Linked DNA regions of Homo sapiens: region 1 is linked to region 2. Evidence: chromatin contacts called from ENCODE Hi-C or POLR2A ChIA-PET data. All regions are on one chromosome and are shown on one strand. Each heading gives the region's core, a stretch centred on a gene start or an enhancer-like site at or near the end of the contact. The rest is flanking DNA. Distances are from core to core; before and after follow the strand shown.

Region 1 (4,507 bases), core at 433-2,932, 1.4 Mb before region 2:
TCAAAGTGCTGGGATTACAGGCAAGAGTCATCACGCCTGGCCTTTCATATGGATTTGAGTTACTGTCTAGTGTTCTTTCATTTCATCCTGAAGGATTCCCTTCATTTCCTCTATTGTAGTAAAATACACATAACATAAACTTTACCATTTAAAGCATACCATTTAAAGTATACAATTCAGTGACATTTAGTACATTTACAATGTTGTGCAACCATCCCTACTACCTAGTTCCAGAACATTCTCATCTCCCCAAAAGGACACCCCATAGTTATTTATTTATTTATTTATTTATTTATTTATTTATTTATTTATTTTGAGACGGAGTCTCACTCTGTCGCCCAGGCTGGAGGGCAGTGGTGCAATCTCGGCTCACTGCAAGCTCCGCCTCCCGGGTTCATGCCATTCTCCTGCCTCAGCCTCCTGAGTAGCTGGGACTACAGGTGCCTGCCACCATGCCTGGCTAATTTTTTGTATTTTTGGTAGAGACGGGGTTTCACCGTGTTAGCCAGGAAGGTCTTGATCTCCTGACCTCATGATCCACCCGCCTCGGCCTCCCAAAGTGCTGGGATTACAGGCATGAGCCACTGCGCCCGGCCTATTTATTTATTTTTGTTTTTGTTGAGAGAGGGTCTTCTTCTGTCACCCAGGGTGACTGCAGTGGCACAATCATGGTTGAGTGCAGCCTCAGCCTCCTGGGCTCAAGCAATCTTCCCACCTCTGCCTCCTGAGTAGCTGGGGACGTGGGCATGTGCCACCGTGGTCAGCTAATTTTCAAATGTTTTGTAGAGATGGGGCCTTGCTATGTTGCCTAGGCTGGTCTCAGACTCCTGGCCTCAAGTAATCTTCCTCCCCTGGCCTCCCAAGGTACTGGGATTACAGACGTGAGCCACCATGCCCAGCCCCCCATACTTACTAAGCAGTCACTCCACATTCCTGCCTTCCTGCAGCCTTGGAAAACCCTAATCTGTTTTGGCCTCCCAAAGTGCTGGGATTACAGACGTGAGCCACTGTGCCCGGCTAACAAATTGTTTTCTGCCCATGCATTTATGTATTGTATGTGACGCATTTGTGCTAGAATAGCAGAGTTGCAGCAGAGAGCCCTCGAGGCCCAAAAATATTTACTATTTGGCCCTTTTCAAATGTTTGCCAACCTTTGGTCTAGAAGGTTACATTCTGGAGCAAACAGATCATAGACAGATAAAGAAAGGCAGATGCTAAAATCAGCCGGGCGTGGTGGCAGGCACCTGTAGCCCCAGCTACTCGGGAGGCTGAGGCAGGAGAATGGTGTGAACCCGGGAGGTGGAGGTTGCAGTGAGCCGAGATCGCGCTACTGCACTCCACTGGGCGATAGAGCAAGACTCCGTCTCAAAAAAAAAAAAAAAAAAAAAGAAAGAAAGAAAAGCAGATCCTGAATCTGGTCCCCTCCACTCACCCGCGCTTCCCAGTTATGAAAGGCAACACAATCTCCACATCTTCTTTCTTGGGTTTTGGGTTGGTTTGAGTTGGGGCCACGAAGGGAAGTGAAAATGATGTGGTCCTCATTGCTTTCACAGTTTCAAACCCAACTCCAGTGTTTATCAGCTGATGGGCTGTGGGCAGGTGACTCATCTCTGAGCCACTATGCTCATAGGTAAAATGAGAATGAGGGCGGCTGTGTTACCGGATTCTTTGAGGTCATATCCAAAAAACACATAGCACAAAATAAATGCTCATGAGATGCAGAGGCCAGGTGTGGTGGCTTATGCCTGTGATCCCAGCACTTTGTTTTTCTGTTTGTTTTGTTTTGAGACAGAGTCTTGCTCTGTCACCCAGGCTGGGTGCAGTGGCAAGATCTCGGCTCACTGCAAACTCCACCTCCCAGGTTCAAGCGATTCTGCTGCCTCAGGCTCCCAAGTAGCTGGGATTACGGGCTCCCGCCACCAAGCCCGGCTAATTTTTGTATTTTTAGTAGAGATGGGATTTTGCCATGTTGGCCAGGCTGGTCTCGAACTCCTGACCTCGGGTGATCCACCTGCCTCGGCCTCCCAATGTGCTGGGATTACAGGCGTGAGCCGCTGCACCCGGCCACTGTAATCCCAGCACGTTGGGAGGCCAAGGTGGGAGGATCGCTTGAGTCCAGGAGTTCCAGACCAGCCCAGGAAACATAGTGAGACCCTGTCTTTACAGACAAAAAATTAGCTGGGTGTGGTGCCGTGAGCCTGTGGTCCCAGCTGCTCAGGAGCCTGAGGCAGGAGAATCCCTCAAGCCCAGCAGGTTGAGGCTGCAGTGAGCTGAGACTGCCAAAGATTGCGCCACTGCACTCCAGCCCAGGTGACAAAGCGAGACTCGGTCTCAAGAAAAAAAAAAAAGAAAAGATACAAAAAAAAACAAGAATAAACCCTATTGAATTGGAGGTACTGAGGTGAATTCATGGTTTTCAAAATATAAAGATAAATATAGAAATAAGTTTGTGTGTGTGTGTGTGTGTGTGTGTGTGTGTGTGTGTTCCCATTTATCTACTAAGAGGACCTGGGAGCCACATACCCCAGTAACAATGGGCACACTTAACACCCAGATCATTTCTAACTGCCAATCTCCACCTAGCCCAGGGCTTTTTGGAAAAATGAGAGCAGCCTGGGCAACATAGCAAGACCCATTTCTACAAAAAATTTAAAAATTAGCCAGGCGTGGTGGCGTGCTCCTGTAGTCCTAGTTACTTGGGAGGCTGAGGCAGGGTTGGGGGGGACAAAAGCCTAGAACATCTAGTTAGGCCAGGAAGGAAGAAAAAACGATCAGCAAAAAACCAATAGGAATATGTCAAAAGGACCCAGAAGCCAGAGAGAAAAGCTTTCACTGGCCAAATTAAAGATAATTTAAGCATCGAAGGGGAAAAAAAAGAACGTCAGCAAAATGGCAGAGTAAAATTTGCCTTTCTACAAAAGCAATGAAAAAAACTGGCAAAATTTGACAGAATCAACATTTTCACAACTCTGGAAATTAACCAAAAGCTTACAGTAATTTGCAGAGCATTTAATTAAAAAAAAAAACACATAAAAAAACAGCAAGCTCTGTAGAATTTTAACTCACTCTAGTCTTATTCCTGGCTCTCCAGCTCAGAGGGTAGCCTTGAAAAATAACAGCCCACAATCTTGATACCATACGGAAAAGAACAGAGGTGCGGCTCCTTCAAAACCTCATTCAGGATCATTCAAGAAGAGGTGTGTGTGTGTGTGTGTGTGTGTGTGTGTGTGTGTGTGTGTGTGTGTGTTTGAGACAGAGTCTCGCTCTGTCGCCCAGGCTGGAGTGCAGTGGCGTGATCTCGGCTCACTGCAACCTCCTTCTCCTGGGTTCAAGCGATTCTCCTGCCTCAGCCTCCGGAGTAGCTGCGATTACAGGTGCCCGCCACCATGCCTGACTCATTTTTGTGTTTTCAGCAGGGACAGGGTTTCACCATGTTGACCAGGCTAGTCTCAAACTGCTTACCTCAAGTGATCCACCCACCTCGGCCTCCCAAAGTGCCGGGATTACAAGCGTGAGCCGCCGCACCCAGCCAAGAAGAGTCATTTATTGACCTATTTATTGGTACTCTGGAAGACCCTGCTCTGAAAGACCTGACCTCACTTGAACTTGCCGGATGCTAAACATTTCTCCCCAGGGGCTATTTGTTAAATGTTTTAACATTGCAGCTGCCTGTGGCAATACTTAACAGTTGGGGAAATAATAGCCTAACTAAAAATCTTAGAAGGAAAAGCGCCAGGCGCGGTGGTTCACGCCTGTAATCCCAGCACTTTGGGAGGTCGAGGCGGGAGGATCACTTGAGGTCAGGAGATCGAGACCATCCTGGCTAACACGGTGAAACCCCGTCTCTACTGAAAATACAAAAAATTAGCCGGGTGTGGTGGCGGGCGCCTGTAGTCCAAGCCAGGAGAATGGTGTGAACCCAGGAGGCGGAGCTGGCAGTGAGCCGAGATCGCGCCACTGCACTCCAGCCTGAGCCACAGAGCGAGACTCCGTCTCAAAAAAAAAAAAAAAAAAAATCTTAGAAGGAAAAATGAAGACATTAGATGTTCGGAGGGACTTTTGAAAAATTCTGACATATTTCTGGGGATATGGAAGGCCACATGCTTAGGAAAGACCTGAGACAGCCCTAAGCTCACACCGCTGGCCGACTTCGAGGCTCTGTGTAAGCAGGAAGTGAGAGCTAAAGCACAGTTGTAAATTTCCTGGGTGAATGTTGAAGGTGTGTCCCTAATAAGTACACAGAGCTCCCTGGCAAAGACTGGCAGACTTCCGATTCCAGACATTCAAGGAAATCTCTGTCCAACCACTAGCTAACCATGAAGCTAACTGAGCAAAGACTTCAGTAGCCATGACAGAGAATATAGACTTTACAGAAGTAGTTTAGAAAAGTCATTTAACAGGCCTGGCACAGTGGCTCATGCCTGTAATCCCAGCACTTTGGGAGGCTGAGACAGGTGGATCACCTGAGGTCAGGAGTTCGAAACCAGCCTGACCAACATGGTGAAAC
Region 2 (4,343 bases), core at 1,185-3,684:
CCTGGATGCAGAGACAACGAGGAGGGGAGTGGGCTGGGGCGACCAGCAGTGAGTGCAATAAAGGACACCACTCTCCCGGCCTTGTGACTTTGACCATGTGTCCAGCCAGCCACACCTGGAGCTCCCTATGGGCCAGTGCCATCCTGGGTTCCCCTGCAAATCCCGGCCCCAGCAAGCAGCCACTGCAATGTCCCAGTTAGGCTGTCCATTCCCCAACTTTATTCACAAATCTGGTGTCTGTAGAAAGCTGGGGGTCAGCAGGCTGGGGGCGGCTGTCCAGACTCCCCTGGCCCCATGCCCTCAGGGAGGGAGCGGCAGATCACGGAGATGCGCCGGCCCCGGGGAATCCGGCGTTCCCCAAAGAAGGACTCTTCATCCCGAAGGATCTCATGGGAGAAGTCATAACGGGCTGAGCCCCTGCAGGAAGAAACAGGCTGTGACTGGGTGCAAGGAGGGCAGCCCCTGCTCCAGGCAGACCTGGATTCCAGCCTCCTGGATTCCAGCCCCCTGCTGCCTCCCACACAGACCCTGGGGTAAAGGCGTCTTCGGGGAGGGCTGGATTGAGGGAAAGTACCCAGGGCACAGGGTGGGCGGATGGCACATTCTTGGAGGGGTGGGTGCTGCCTGGATGGAGGTACCTAAGGATGTAGAGGGAGCCCGGCTCCAGCAAGAGTTCCAGCCACTCCCCCGGCTCCTGGGTGTGCACCAGCCGCATAACGCTGGGAGACAGGAGAGACAGGCCGGCGATGGTGGCCCCGCAGAACTGCAAAAGAGGCGTGGGGATGGGTCAGGATCTAACCGGGCCTGCCTACCCCCTGGCTGGGAGTGCCAAGGCACCGTCCTCTGCCCACCTTGATGCTGTCCACGTGGGGCTTGATGTAGCCGCGGGCTTCCAGGTCCAGCACGTGCACGGAGGAGAGCAGGGTCTGGCCGGGGCCAAAGGCGGCCGCCTGCACGCGCTGCAGGATGGCCCGGCTGGCTTCTGACCAGCGCGACTTCTCTGTCTCTCGGAAGCCGTGGATGGCCTGCACAGAGAGCTCGGTTAAGCCTGGGAGCTCCCAGAGGGAACAAGGAAACTGAGGCAAGGAGGGGCAGAAAACGGCAAGGGGCTGGTTTCCCTATGTGACTCTTGACCCTGCCCTCAACTCAAACTCCCCTAGCCCCTCAACTATGGCCCTACCTAGGTGTGACCTCAGTCCTTAGTACTCACCCTGAGGCTACAATTCCAGGTCCCCAATGCTGGCCCGGCCCCAGCATTCAATTGGCTGAATCTCCCTACAACTTGACCCCACCCAAGTGTCCTGTCTCTGTCTCTCAACATCATCTGGCTCCACATCCGTTTCCGCCCCTAACCTTGGTCCCAGGTCGCAAAAGTGCTCTCCCTGACCCCAAGGTCCTCATCCCCCAGGTCCCGCCCCTCCCACAGCCAGAGTTTCAGCCCAGCCCCCACCATAGCCCAGCTCCCAAATCCCTGCAATAGCTACCGACCCCAAAAAGGCCCTGCCCCATCCCAGCATGTGTCTCCCCTATCTCCGCCCCCAGCGTGGTTCTGCCCTCTCTAAACCTCGACTTCCCCGTCCCCCCCACAGCATGGCCCCAACCCATCCCGGCGCTTGACTCCACGGACCCCGCCCCAAGCTTGGCCCCGCCCCATCCATGCGCTCGACGACCTGACCACGCCCCAATCCCAGCCGCCACGTTCTTCTGCACTGTAACTGCTAGCAGCGTAATCGCACCCCAACCCTACACCCGACTCCCTGGCCCCACCCCCACGCTCGACTGCGCTGTAACCGCCCCCAAGCGTGGCCACGCCCCATCCCAGCACTGGTCCCCACTGTCCCCGCCCCCAGCGTGGCCACGCCCCGTCCCTACGCTCGCCTCCTGTCCCGCCCCCAGAGTGCCCCCGCCCCATCCCTGCGCTGTCTCCTTTGTCCCCGCCCCAGCGTGGCCCCGCCCCATCCCTGCGCCCGACCCCCCTGGCCCCACAACCCCAGCACCGTAGCCCCGCCCCCACGCTAAACGGTACTGTAACCGCCCCCAGTGTGGCCCTGCCCGGTCCCGGCGCTCGTCTCCTCTGTCCCCGCTCCAAATCCCCGCTCTAGGTACCGCCCCCAGCGTGTCCCCGCCCCATCTGATGCTCCACGTCCCCAGGCCGCGCCCCCGACGAGCCCCCGTCCCTCGCCCCCGGCGCTGCCGGTCTCACCGCGTCCCAGTGATCGTATTCGTAGCGGCGGCGGCGCAGCTCGGGCTCCAGTTCTCGGCTCAGCGTCTCCTCCTCTGCCGTGCTCAGGAAGCCAGGCCGCACCACGGCCGCGTCCTGCAGGCGGCTCAGCACGGAAGGGCCCGAGCCTCGCACCCAGCTGGGCCCTGGCAGCGTCCGCAGCGCCAGCAGCCCAGTCCCGGCCATAATCCCGGAGCGGGGTCATGAGAGAGGGCAGGGTTGGGGAACGCCCCCGCCAAAAGCCATTGGCGGTACCTGCGGCAGCGATTGACTTCCCTCAGAGTCCCGCCTCTCGCTCATAGCTATTGGTTGCTGCTAGACTCGCCTTCACAGGCTATTGGCCTTTTTCCAGAACCCGCCTCCTCTCTTGAGCTTATTGGGCGCCACCTCCCGCCTGACTTACACCAGTGGCTGAGTCGCAAGTCCGTCTGCAGCTTAGCACCGCCTCTTTAATCATTAGAAAACGTACACCCTAGGGGTTGCCTGGCCAAGACTTCATAAGGGGATATGGGCAGTATCTGGTCTGAAGTCCGGAAGTCAGGGGGACTGGGGCCAAGGCCACGGTTATGGAGTCGACTAGGGCTAGAGGTTAAGGGCAGAGTACAGTCAGGCCGAGATAAGGGTCCGGGGTCAGGGGACTGACGTCAAGGCCACGATTATGTGTGTGGTGGGGCCAGCTATCCAGAGTTAGGGCTTATGGTCAAAGGTCAGAGCGAGGTATCATTCATTTCCCCGTCTCCGTATCACTATTACTTTAGGTTTGAAAATGGCATTATGGTTGTCTTTTTGATTCCTCGGCCGGGCGTGGTGGCTCACGCCTGTAATCCCAGCACTTCGGGAGGCCGAGGCGGGTGGATCACCTGAGGTCAGGAGTTCGAGACCAGCCTGGCCAGCATGGTGAAAACCCGTCTCTACTGAAAATACAAAAAATGAGCCGAGCTTGGTGGCGCGCGTGCCTGTAATCCCAGCGACTCAGGAGGCTGAGGCAGGAGAATTGCTTGAACCCAGGAGGCGGAGGTTGCAGTGAACAGAGATCCCGCCACTGCACTCCAGCCTGGGCGACACAGCAAAACATTGTCTCAAAAAAAAAAAAAAGAGTCATCGTTTTTTACAAACGCAAACTGAAAAAAAAATATTTACAGAAAAAAGATCTCTGGGATTTGCTTCCACATAAATCCAGGCTGTGGGGGCAGGGAGGGGGCGGGTAGGGAAGAATCATCTTTGACCGTGAATTAATTGTTGAATTGGTGTGATAAGTACGTGGGGTCTCATTACCCTGTTTTCTCTACTTTTGTTTATATTTATTTTTATTTGTTTATTTTTGAGACAGAGTCTCACTCTGTCGCCCAACCTGGAGCGCAGTGGCACGATCTCAGGCCCTGAAGATTTGCAACCGCTGCCTCTGGGGTTTAAGTGATTCTCATGCCTCAGCCTCCCGAGTAGCTGGGATTACAGGCAACGAACCATCATGCCCAGCTTTTTTGTTTTGTTTGTTTTTGAGACCGAATTTCGCTCTTGTCACTCAGGCTGGAGTGCAATGGTGCGGTCTTGGCTCACTGCAACCTCTGCCTTCCGGGTTCAAGCGATTCTCCTGCCTCAGCCTCCCGAGTAGCTGGGATTACGGGAAGCTGCCACCACGCCCAACTAATTTTTGTTTTTTATTTTTTTGGTTTTTGGGTTTTTTTTTTTTTGACACACAGTCTCGCTCTGTCACCCAGGCTGAAGTGCAGTGGCGGGATCTTGGCTCACTGCAAGCTCTGCCTCCCGGGTTCACACCATTCTCCTGCCTCAGCCTCCCGAGTAGCTGGGACTACAGGCGCCTGCCACCACGCCCGGCTAATTTTTTGTATTTTTAGTAGAGACAGGGTTTCACCACATTGGCCAGGCTGATCTCAAACTCCTGATCTCAGGTGACCCGTCTGCCTCGGCCTCCCAAAGTGCTGGGATTATAGGCCTGAGCCACCATGCCCGGCCTTTATTTTATTATTTTCTCCCTCTATTGCCCAGGCTGGAGTGCAAGGGCACGATCATAGCTCACTGCAGCCTGGAACTCTTGGGCTCAGGTGATCCTCTCCCCTCAGCCTCTCAAAGCTCTGGGTACTTTTGTATGTATTTTAAATGT

Evidence for each region. Hi-C counts contacts between places; a loop is a spot of excess contacts on that map. ChIA-PET counts read pairs that join two places held with the same protein, here RNA polymerase II (POLR2A). Pooled maps may share reads with other maps.
Region 1: a loop to region 2 is called in a pooled map, with 3 times the contacts of the local background. The contact joins the enhancer-like site here to the promoter of ALKBH7 in region 2. A Hi-C loop is called at or near these places in 2 of 50 pooled maps. POLR2A ChIA-PET finds 5 or more read pairs at or near these places in 2 of 52 experiments (Panc1 and activated naive CD4-positive, alpha-beta T cell).

What each region holds. Positions count from the first base shown.
Region 1 is chr19:7,804,811-7,809,317 of GRCh38, reverse strand. All of the region lies in intron 1 of LOC124904628 (a long non-coding RNA gene), which reads right to left. Among named protein-coding and RNA genes, the nearest start is that of EVI5L, 23 kb to the left of the region's middle. Within about 2 kb of position 1,682, at least 2 of the 41 ENCODE cell types and tissues checked have a DNase peak (open chromatin) inside an H3K27ac peak, as active enhancers do.
Region 2 is chr19:6,370,885-6,375,227 of GRCh38, reverse strand. It overlaps ALKBH7 (alkB homolog 7), which reads right to left and starts at 2,434. Exons shown (of 4, transcript NM_032306.4): 1 at 2,204-2,434; 2 at 852-1,025; 3 at 639-763; 4 at 1-417. The coding sequence starts at 2,407. The coding sequence ends at 255. It overlaps PSPN (persephin), which reads left to right. Exons shown (of 2, transcript NM_004158.5): 2 at 1-80. RefSeq lists a silencer at 1,711-2,110 and an enhancer at 1,780-2,702.